3 separate regions of the Homo sapiens genome follow, and regions 1 and 3 are each linked to region 2. The links are chromatin contacts, found by Hi-C in ENCODE. All regions are on one chromosome and are shown on one strand. Each heading gives the region's core, a stretch centred on a gene start or an enhancer-like site at or near the end of the contact. The rest is flanking DNA. Distances are from core to core; before and after follow the strand shown.

Region 1 (3,445 bases), core at 632-3,131, 760 kb after region 2:
CTAGGCTGGAGGAAGGGTGGGATATCTGTCAGGGATGCATACATAGTAGCATAGACACTGGTAATGAGTTTTGCTTGTGCCAGTACCTATATTACATATCTAATCCTCTCAACTTCCAGGTTTGTAGAGGAGGTAGCAGTCTGAATTGTGTTCATCTTCATCTTGTCTTGCAACAGATACCATCTCATTTCCCTTTCATGTAATTGCTTGCAATGTGGCTTTATGTGCAAAATGTGTATTACTTTGGAAACATTTGAAATATCCTGAACAAAATCATCAAAACAATATTTTTCTCTCTTTCTTTTTTTAATGCAACAGAAAATGCCCCAAAAACAATAGAGGACGTCGACAGAAGCAAAACCTAGGTCATTTTACTTCAGATACGTCATCCAGAATGGTTTAAACTGATGACTTTTATATGTACACTGACCATGTGATGTACATTTATTATGTCTTTTTTTAAAGAATGGAAATATTTATTTCAGAGGCCTTATTTTTGGACATTTTTAGTGTAGTACTGTTGGCTCGTATTTAGAATATTCAGCTACGACAGTTTTGGACTGTTTAGTAGTCTTTGTTTTATGTTTTTAAATACAGAAATTGCTTTCACAAATTTGTACCACATGGTAATTCTAAGACTTGTTCTTTACCCATGGAATGTAATATTTTTGCAAAGATGGACTACTTCACAAATGGTTATAAAGTCATATCCACTTCTTCCACAATGACCACAGCAAATGACCAAGCATGAACTAAAGGTAAAGATGTTTACAGATTACTTTTCTTACAAAAAAAATCTAGAAGACACTGTGTTTAAATAGATATTTAAATGTTTTTGAGATTTAGTAACTGATTTTTTAGACACTGCCTATCGCATGAACTGTAAAGCTGTGTGTATTAGGTGTAAAATATTTATAAGATATATGGACTGGGGAATTTGATTATTCCTCCCTTTGAAAAAATAGTCCTAATAATTTGAACAAATATGTTAGTAATGATGGAACAGATCAATGAAAAGTAGATATAGATATTGTGAAAATAGGCTGTTTAACAAACAGATTGGAATAAAGCCTATTCTACCAGTTAAACTACTTTAATACACATTCATTTTTAAAGAAAATGTTTGTTTTAACATAAATAAACAAATCGTATCAGTGTTTGTGAATAAAATACAAAAATGATTGTTAATGATTGGTGCTCTTAAAGTGAGCTTAAAATTTATCCAAGACGTATATCCAAATTTGTCCTGTAGTAATAGATTAATATTCATAGATTGTTGGTGTTTAAAGATCTGAAGTGTGAGTAGAATGTATTCAGCTGTTTAACATGTAGTTTAGATATTCAAAAGTATGCATGTAGAATTTAAAGAATATGTTAAAAATTATTAATTTTAATATTTTGTTTGGAAAAGCATGTTATAATATAATGTTTTCACTATATGGCCTCTGTTTTGGTGTGTTTATTTACCAAATTTTTTGATATTGGTGTTTCAGTATATTTAATATGTGAAATTAGTAGAAAAAGCAGATTTCGGTTCAGAATTCCCCTTTACTGTTACAAATACTGATTGAAATTATCTAAAGGCAAAAGCTTTACCCAACATTTGGAGTTTGCTTTTTTGATCATTTGGCTTCTAGGTTTAATATTAGTTACATGGTGGCTTTAGTGAACTTTTTTAAAAAGCTTTACTCTTCTACCCACACAGTCTTATTTGAGTCCCTTAGTCAGTCAGCAAGCATGTTTGGAACAGTCCCCGGTGCTTTGCAAGGGTTCAGATTGCAGAACAGTCACATATGGGTATTTGTAGTTATAAATACTTGACCGTTCTCTAGGGGTGGGGTTTCCAACTCTTTAAACAACCCTGTTGCCTGTTATCAAGCTGACTTTTTGCTCCAAGTGCCAGAATTGATTGTGGTTAGGACATCTTACGCTGAGAAATAAATAAAATGGAACATAATGGGTCTGCTTCAAATGCTGATAAAATCCACCAGAATCGCCTGTCGAGTGTTACAGAAGATGAAGACCAAGACGCTGCTCTTACCATTGTGACTGTGCTGGACAAAGTAGCCTCCATCGTGGACAGTGTGCAGGCAAGCCAGAAGAGAATAGAAGAGAGACACAGGGAAATGGAAAATGCCATAAAATCCGTCCAGATTGACCTGTTGAAGCTTTCACAGTCGCATAGCAATACAGGGCATATCATTAACAAATTGTTTGAGAAAACCCGAAAAGTTAGTGCTCACATTAAAGATGTGAAAGCCCGGGTGGAGAAGCAACAAATTCATGTTAAAAAAGTTGAAGTCAAGCAAGAGGAAATAATGAAGAAAAACAAATTCCGCGTGGTAATATTCCAGGTAAGCTTGCACTTGTGTTCAGCTTGCTTGTTCTAATCTCTTGCATCTTTTAATTGCCAAAAGTCATATCAGAGGTTTCCAGTGTCACATCTTAACTATTGTATATATTAATACAATGGAGTTCTGTATTAGCAGCAATCTCAGGATAAAACCATTTCTCTGTTAACCAAAGTACTATCTGTCATTTCGGTATTTTGAGCTTCTCAACCATTTCATGTAATATGAACTGTGGCTCATAGCTTAGGCTATTTCTTGCCTTTGAAACTTAATATTGGTAAGGCCCTTTCAGCATATTAGCCTTATTAGCATGAAGCCCTCTCATAGACTTTGAAAATGTTAGAACTAGAAGAAGACTCAGAAGCCTCTAGTTTAAAACACTTCTTTGTTCTCTAAAAGAAGAAACTGACAACCAGTAGCAGTGGTTTTTTCTGCTTATATGGAGAGCCTGGAAAGGCCTAAACAGTAGATATAAACTTTTCAGAATGTGATTTGTGTATTGGAATTTTTACATATAGATCACAATGATAGCGATTTTCCAATGAACAATGAGGCAATTATTTTTCTTATTATTATAGTAATACAAATATATGAGTCACATAAGTAGTTTCCTATGTTTGATTACAAAGTCTTTTTACTTAAGTGATTTAATATAATATTTTGTGTGTGGCATTGTGTATTGAGCTAAGTTCCCATATTATTCTGCGCTTGGCACTCATATTTTTGGAAATAGGAACATATTTATGGCAAATGCATAATATCTATGGTATATTTTCAAAACTCTTACAGTTAAAAGGAAAAAAATTGAACATTCCTTCACAGTAGAAAAGTGGGAAACTGTCATTATCAGGCAGTTTACAAAACACAAATAAGAATAAAATTCTAATTTCACCTATTTAAATGTTGGCAGTTATTAAAACCTATACCCAGAGGTTAATTTAAGGATTGGGAAAAAACACTTTCATATTCTGTTGGTAGAAATATTAATTGATAAAACATTTTTGAAAGGCAGATTTGGTAGTATGTATTAAGAAATTTAAAAATTCACAAACTTTTTGGCCCCAAAATTTATGTCAAAGAATTTGTTCTATGCA
Region 2 (3,352 bases), core at 474-2,973:
AACCGCCGAATTTAGTAACATCGCCTGCGTCAATCACGCGCCTCGCGTGCGTCAGCGCCGCGCGGCTCCAGGTCCTGCTCCCCCCCTTCAAGCCTTTGAATGGATACAATGTAGCAGCGCCCTCCTTCCTTCCGAGGCTGGATTGGAACCCGCCGCAGTGCAGAGACTCGGTTGCTCTCGGCTGGGTCAACTTTCGGGGCATTCTCCCACGATCCTCTCCGCACCACCGTGTCTGAATTGGAAGTGGAGGCGAAGAAAGATATACATGCCATATTTACCTATATGTAGTTTGTTTTCAAGTTTCTGGTCCTAGCTCGAACCTTCTTCGATTCTGAAATGTGTGCTGTCTACAAAGGAATCTTGTATCTCCCCTCGGCGCAGCGCCCCCCGCCCCCGCCACACACACACAAATTGGGACAGGTCAAACATATAAAACGGTATTTGTGATTCAAGCGGACCACATGGGGACCACTCTATCTGCATTGTTTCACTCAAATATTTTCTCCTGTCCAAAAATTCATTTCTGAAAGAGACTGCGTTCACTCAGCAGCAACCTTTGGGACTAGGGGTCTTTAACTCTGATAAATTTTGTTTTCATCAAGAAATTTACACTTAAATTTATCATTTCCAGGAAGAAATTGCTCTCCTTCATACAGTCACCCAGGCTTTCGGCACACCATTTCATGACAAATGTGTCCGAGGAGACCAAAGCAAATCCCCTAGCGAGGGACTGACTAATAAGTCCTGTTGATTGATTTCGAAATGTTTAATTTGGGAGATGTGGGCGGAGGGCATCTACAACCATCAAAAAGTGAAAGTGCTAGTTGAGAGTTCCATTTCTGACCCGGTGCCGGGGAGGAGGAATGATTTGCAATAGTCAGACCCGCTCAGCTGTTCAACACGTGTGTGTTTGTTTTACACACAGAGTAGTTTCTGCTGCAGCGCGCGTGTGCATGATGGATGTGCACTTCGCTGGGTTATAACGTGTCCAGTTAAGAAACCCACGCCGTACGTGTAAAGAAATCAAACCTTATCCCCGGAACCATCTGCATCCCTGTGTGAAACACGCACCCAGTAAATGATGCGGGGAGGGGGGATTAGCCTGGGCGCAGAGGACCGGAGCAACGTAAACAGCTTTAGAACCTATGCAAGAGGAAAGTGCAGCTGCACCTCAGGGCGTCTTCGGGCTGGTGCCAGACGCCTTCTGCACCGGCTGCCAGGTCACTGGAGCTGGTCAGAAGCTGGCTGGCGGAGCCTTCCCTTTCGGAAGAGCTGTCCTCTCCCTTACCCCCCTCGCCCTGGCTCCGTGCCTCGGGGCAGCCTCGGAGGCGCGCCAGCAGCACTCCTCCAACTCTACTCCACCCGAGCCTGACAGCTGGGCGGTCCCGCCTGACCCGTGGGCAGGCCGCTGCACCCTCCCGCAGACGCACGCCCTGGCGAGCGGTTCCGCTGCAAAAAGAGAAGCCCCCAGGCCGGGGCCGGCCGTGCGGCGGAGTTTCCATTGTGCGGCCGTGCGACTGGCCGAGGAACGCGCGCGCGCGCGCGCGCACACGAACACACACACCCTCCCTCGCACACGCGGAACCGGCTGGGCCAGGGGAGGGAGGAGGAGGGTGACGTAGCGTCCCATGGCGTCACATTGACGTCTCGCATTCCAGGCACTCTATGGAGAGGCCGCTAGGGCTCCTGTGGCATAAATGACGTGCCGAGAGAGCGAGCGAACGCGCAGCCGGGAGAGCGGAGTCTCCTGCCTCCCGCCCCCCACCCCTCCAGCTCCTGCTCCTCCTCCGCTCCCCATACACAGACGCGCTCACACCCGCTCCCTCACTCGCACACACAGACACAAGCGCGCACACAGGCTCCGCACACACACTTCGCTCTCCCGCGCGCTCACACCCCTCTTGCCCTGAGCCCTTGCCGGTGCAGCGCGGCGCCGCAGCTGGACGCCCCTCCCGGGCTCACTTTGCAACGCTGACGGTGCCGGCAGTGGCCGTGGAGGTGGGAACAGCGGCGGCATCCTCCCCCCTGGTCACAGCCCAAGCCAGGACGCCCGCGGAACCTCTCGGCTGTGCTCTCCCATGAGTCGGGATCGCAGCATCCCCCACCAGCCGCTCACCGCCTCCGGGAGCCGCTGGGCTTGTACACCGCAGCCCTTCCGGGACAGCAGCTGTGACTCCCCCCCAGTGCAGATTTCGGGACAGCTCTCTAGAAACTCGCTCTAAAGACGGAACCGCCACAGCACTCAAGTACGTATGAGATTCGCCCAGTTAATAAGGGGACTTGCTAAAAAAGTTGGCTTGCTGGGAAGCGTCGCTCCTGAAATTGACAACTTTGAGTGTGGGGTTCCCTCCCCTGACCTTGCCGCCCGGCTCCGGCTTTGCTAGCCCAGCGGCCCGTAGGTTCTGATCTGAAACTTTTCCCCTGTAGTGGGCCCGCGGGGATCTCTGGAGCTCGTGGGATTCCTCCCCCCACTCGAAGAGGCGAAAAGCCTCTAACAAAGAGGAGGACCGGGATTTGTGCTATAGCGGCTCCAGCGATGTAATTCAGGGTATTTCGGCTCTAGTTGTCATGGTAATGATGCTCTCGGCGGCGGCGGCGGCGGCGGCAGCGGCAGCGGCAGGGAGTTGCAGCTCCGGTGATGAACGGCAGTAATTTTCCTGCCTTTTAAGTAGGATTGAAAATAGGAGCTCTGGTGGGTCCAAGTAAATGTTGCTAATGGTGGCACCGAGCTGGTTCTCTGGAAGGAAGCTTAGGAGGGAAGGGCCTAGGCAGCGACGGCCAGAGTTTGCAGACGCACTCGGAGGACCTCAGGAAAGAGGGCGTAATTGTAGGAATGTGGCTTATTGTATTGAAATGAGCCTGGGGTTCCACTAGGCACGTCTGCCTGTCGTCGCTGACATGCCGGTTTACACTTTTCCCTTAGGAGGTAAATCGGGTGTAATTGGCGACTCCCGCACACTGACACGTGTGGGGACGGTGTCCCTCTCCTCTGGACGTTGGCTCGGTGTGGGAAAGGCATGCTTTTTCACGGACAGAACTCGCGCTTTTGGAGAAGTTGCTCCGAGTGTTTTACTCTTAGTAGAAATGAAAGTTCTCGGTGGTGAGACGAGAGCGGTCATGCGAGCGCAGCCTGCGGAGACTGACTTCCAAAGGCACCTCTCCAACCTGTTGGAAGCCTCGGGGCAGTGGTGAGGAAGAACGCATTTGTCCCTTGATTTCCAAAAACGTTCTTGGAGATTGCCTTTTATTTATTTATGCGTCCGGATTCTCCAGAGGGAAGAGCTGCGAGGAGTTAGTAATCAGAAATGTCGGGCTGTGATCCCAGGGCCTTGTGGTGCTGGGAGAGAAGAAC
Region 3 (3,020 bases), core at 72-2,571, 850 kb before region 2:
TGTGGACTGAAAGAACCGGCAGTTAGGGGCGGTTAGAAAAACTGAAACACTGGCGGGAGACAAGGAGGAGGCAGACGATGAGGCTGTCAGACCTGGCAAGGGCCTTTGGAAAATATTTAGTCCAAGGCTCTAGTTTGACAGATATTGAACCTGAGGCTCAGAGAAGGGAAGGGACTGCTCAAAGTCATATGCCAAGTTGGTGGCAGAGTCCACCTTGCAGGCTGAGGCCCTTTCCACCACCCCATGCAACATCTGAGAGGTCAGGATGTAGAAGTTGAGGCCGACTTGTGTGTGGTCTCAGAGGGGTAGAGAGCTAGGCCCAGCCAGGTGGGTGGGAGTTGCAGGGGCGGTTGCCTCAGTTCAACATGAGAAAGGACTTCCGAAGACTTCGAATTGTGCAGCAATGGTCAGGTGGCCGTGAGTGGAGATGAGCAGGTGGAAGCCAGGTGGCTTTGGATGGGTGAGCATTGTAGGAAGCTCCTCCCCAGGTGGTGAGCTGCACTGTCCCACACAGTCTGCGGTTGCTGAACTCCTGTCCCTCCAGGGAGGTGGGAGAAAGGGAAGTCACATGCCAGATGTGATTTAGACATACCCAGGGTCCTTGGGGGCCACCTCTCTGTAGGGGTGTCCAAAGGGAAGGGAAAGAACCGTCCCAGAAGATGCAAGAACCCCACCCTCCCAACTTGCTGGCAGGACAAGCTGACAAAGGGCAAGGAGGAGGGACACGTGGCTTCTCCGACGGTCTGCCCCCCATGCTGCAGGCGCAGAGGAGGGGGACTGAGCACCTCCTCTTCTCCCCAGGGACTGAGTGCCAAGAAACTCAGGTGAGAGGAGCCCTTCTGGGGTCCCAAGGGCAGTCCCCCCACCTTACCCTACATACCCTCATCCTACTGGTCCAGCCCCAGGCCACAGGCAGTATAGGGTCATCTGGACCCCCTCAGCCCCGGCCCCCCAGTGGGAATACACCCACCCGCTTGCAGGAGTCACCGTGGCCCCGTTTAAGCTGACTGAAGTGTGCCGTCGGTCTTTAGAGGCGTGTGTGGGAATGGTAGAAACCCAGGAGGGGCACCTTCAGCCTTTCCCAGCACTCGGTGCAGAGAAACAGCAGAGGAGGGAAAGGAGGCGTTATGGGTTCTAGGCCTGGCTTGGCCAAACTCACTGCATGGCCTCAGACCTGCTCTCTTGGGTCCCTTAACAGACCTTTCGCTTTGAGTCTGTTGTTGGGATCCCGGTTCACAGCGCAGGTGGAAAGCCTTCCTTGCAGTTGGTGGAAGCGCAGTTCCCGTAGAGACCGCCAGGAGCCGCTGCCGCGCACGGTCCCGGGGCGTCCTCAGCCTCCCTCGCGCCTCCGTCCGGACATATCCGCAGCGCTCCTTCACCTGGAGCGAGGAACGCTCCTTAGCCTCCTCTGGCTTTAAATGCTAACTAGCGCTAGCGCTGGGCTCAGGTCCCAGATGATCGTCTGTGAGAGGGAGCTTTGCAAAGCCAGCTACAGTTCTCTAGGGAGGCAAGGCTCCAAAGCTCAGGCTAGTCCCGGGCACTGCTTCAGGACCCCACAGATGGAAGGACTGATCCAGCCCATCGCACGGAAGGGGAAACCGAGGCCCAGCGGGGTAGGGGAGGTGCCAGATGATGTCCCTGAGCCTGTGGCAGAGAGGAGGAGGAGAGGTGAGAGTTCGCTCCTGTTCTTCATCTCTGGCCAAATCGCTGTCATCTGTGTGGAAGGAAAACCTGAACCCTGCTCTGTTTGTTTCTTCATGGCTGGGATTCTGCCTGGTTTCCATGGAAACTGGCTTTGGACCCTTGGGAGGAAAGTCGCACCCTGCCCTGACTGCTCAGATTTTCCTCTGCCTCCTCTGTCTCTGAAACCGTCTGATTTCTCCTCTCTGCGCCCTGAGGAGGGGCCACCCCAAAACTGCACTTAGGAGTCTGAACTAGATTTGAGGGAGGGAGGCTCAGGTTGTCTCTCCCTGTGTCCGTTCCTTCACAGCATCCCCTTGGCTCTGTGGATGTTTAGAGGAGGGGGGATGACTTTGGCCCTTTTTGCAGAGTGAGAGTGGGGCCCCCGTGTGTTGGGGTGCAGCTGAGCCTGACTGGAAAGATTTAGATGTAAGAAGATGGGGAAGAGTGATGTCACTAGAAGGAATAGCATGAGTGAAGGCAAAGACACGGGGGGAGAATGAGGAGATGAAGCAGAGGGTGTCTCGAGTAGAATTTTGCTTTTATGCTGAAGGCACTGGGGAGCCATTGAAGGCTTTGGAGCTTGTAATAGGAGCAGATGACTACTAATGGTCACCTAGATAGTGAGCTGCTTGAGCACACATGTTCCAGGCTTAGCTCCATGTCTCCAGCACTACACAAGGCACAATGTGGGAGCTTTAGAAATATGATCAAATTCATGAATTGGAAAAGTAAGTTGAAAACCCCCATTGGAAATGAAGCTATCTCTAAGCATTAATGAAGTGAGAGAATAAGACCGGTCAGATGCAGCCCCAGGAAGTGTTTGAAGGCAGTGAAAATACATAGAATAAATCACAGTGGATGTGGCTCTGAGAGTCTATCTGGTCTAACTCTCTGATGGGAAAACTGAGATCAGGGAGGGGGACTAGCTGGCCCAAGGTCACAGACAGAGTCTTGAACCTGAGTCCTTCCTCCCCTCCCTGGGTCTCTCATTGCCCCATGGATTCATGCCTCCCAGATGGGCTCTCTGGGCCAGTGGATCCAGCATCGTGGAGATGGGAGGGAACGTGGACTTTCAGGTGATGGATGGGCATGCAGTGAGGTCACTGTTGGATGTCAGACTGGAGCCCGACCTCAGTGACTCTCACCAGGGCCTCAGACTGTGAGCCTGGCACCTTCAATTCAGGAATGCCTAGGATTTAGTTCAGCCAGCAAACACTTCCTGAGGACCTGCTCAGGGACAGAGCCTGGGTGTGGGGGAGACAGGGAGAAGTGGACGCCAGTTCCTACACTTAAGGAGGTTCCAAGATGGTAGGGTCCAACACCTTAGTCATATAATG

What was found. Hi-C counts contacts between places; a loop is a spot of excess contacts on that map. Pooled maps may share reads with other maps.
Region 1: a pooled map of heart right ventricle shows a loop between it and region 2 (4-fold over the local background). The contact joins the promoter of CAVIN4 here to the promoter of NR4A3 in region 2. A Hi-C loop is called at or near these places in 1 of 50 pooled maps.
Region 3: a map of sigmoid colon shows a loop between it and region 2 (5-fold over the local background). The contact joins the enhancer-like site here to the promoter of NR4A3 in region 2. A Hi-C loop is called at or near these places in 2 of 168 maps with a recorded cell type or tissue (ascending aorta and sigmoid colon) and 6 of 50 pooled maps.

What each region holds. Positions count from the first base shown.
Region 1 is chr9:100,576,198-100,579,642 of GRCh38, forward strand. It overlaps CAVIN4 (caveolae associated protein 4), which reads left to right and starts at 1,882. Exons shown (of 2, transcript NM_001018116.2): 1 at 1,882-2,354. The coding sequence starts at 1,947. MSANTD3-TMEFF1 (MSANTD3-TMEFF1 readthrough) reads left to right here. Exons shown (of 10, transcript NM_001198812.1): 10 at 319-1,439. The coding sequence ends at 403. TMEFF1 (transmembrane protein with EGF like and two follistatin like domains 1) reads left to right here. Exons shown (of 10, transcript NM_003692.5): 10 at 319-1,439. The coding sequence ends at 403.
Region 2 is chr9:99,820,162-99,823,513 of GRCh38, forward strand. NR4A3 (nuclear receptor subfamily 4 group A member 3) reads left to right here and starts at 1,724. Exons shown (of 8, transcript NM_006981.4): 1 at 1,724-2,246. RefSeq lists enhancers at 1-39, 2,442-2,954 and a silencer at 1,818-1,867.
Region 3 is chr9:98,973,795-98,976,814 of GRCh38, forward strand. All of the region lies in intron 2 of COL15A1 (collagen type XV alpha 1 chain), which reads left to right. Among named protein-coding and RNA genes, the nearest start is that of COL15A1-AS1, 31 kb to the left of the region's middle. Within about 2 kb of position 1,322, at least 13 of the 41 ENCODE cell types and tissues checked have a DNase peak (open chromatin) inside an H3K27ac peak, as active enhancers do; they include ascending aorta, where a contact is called at or near this core.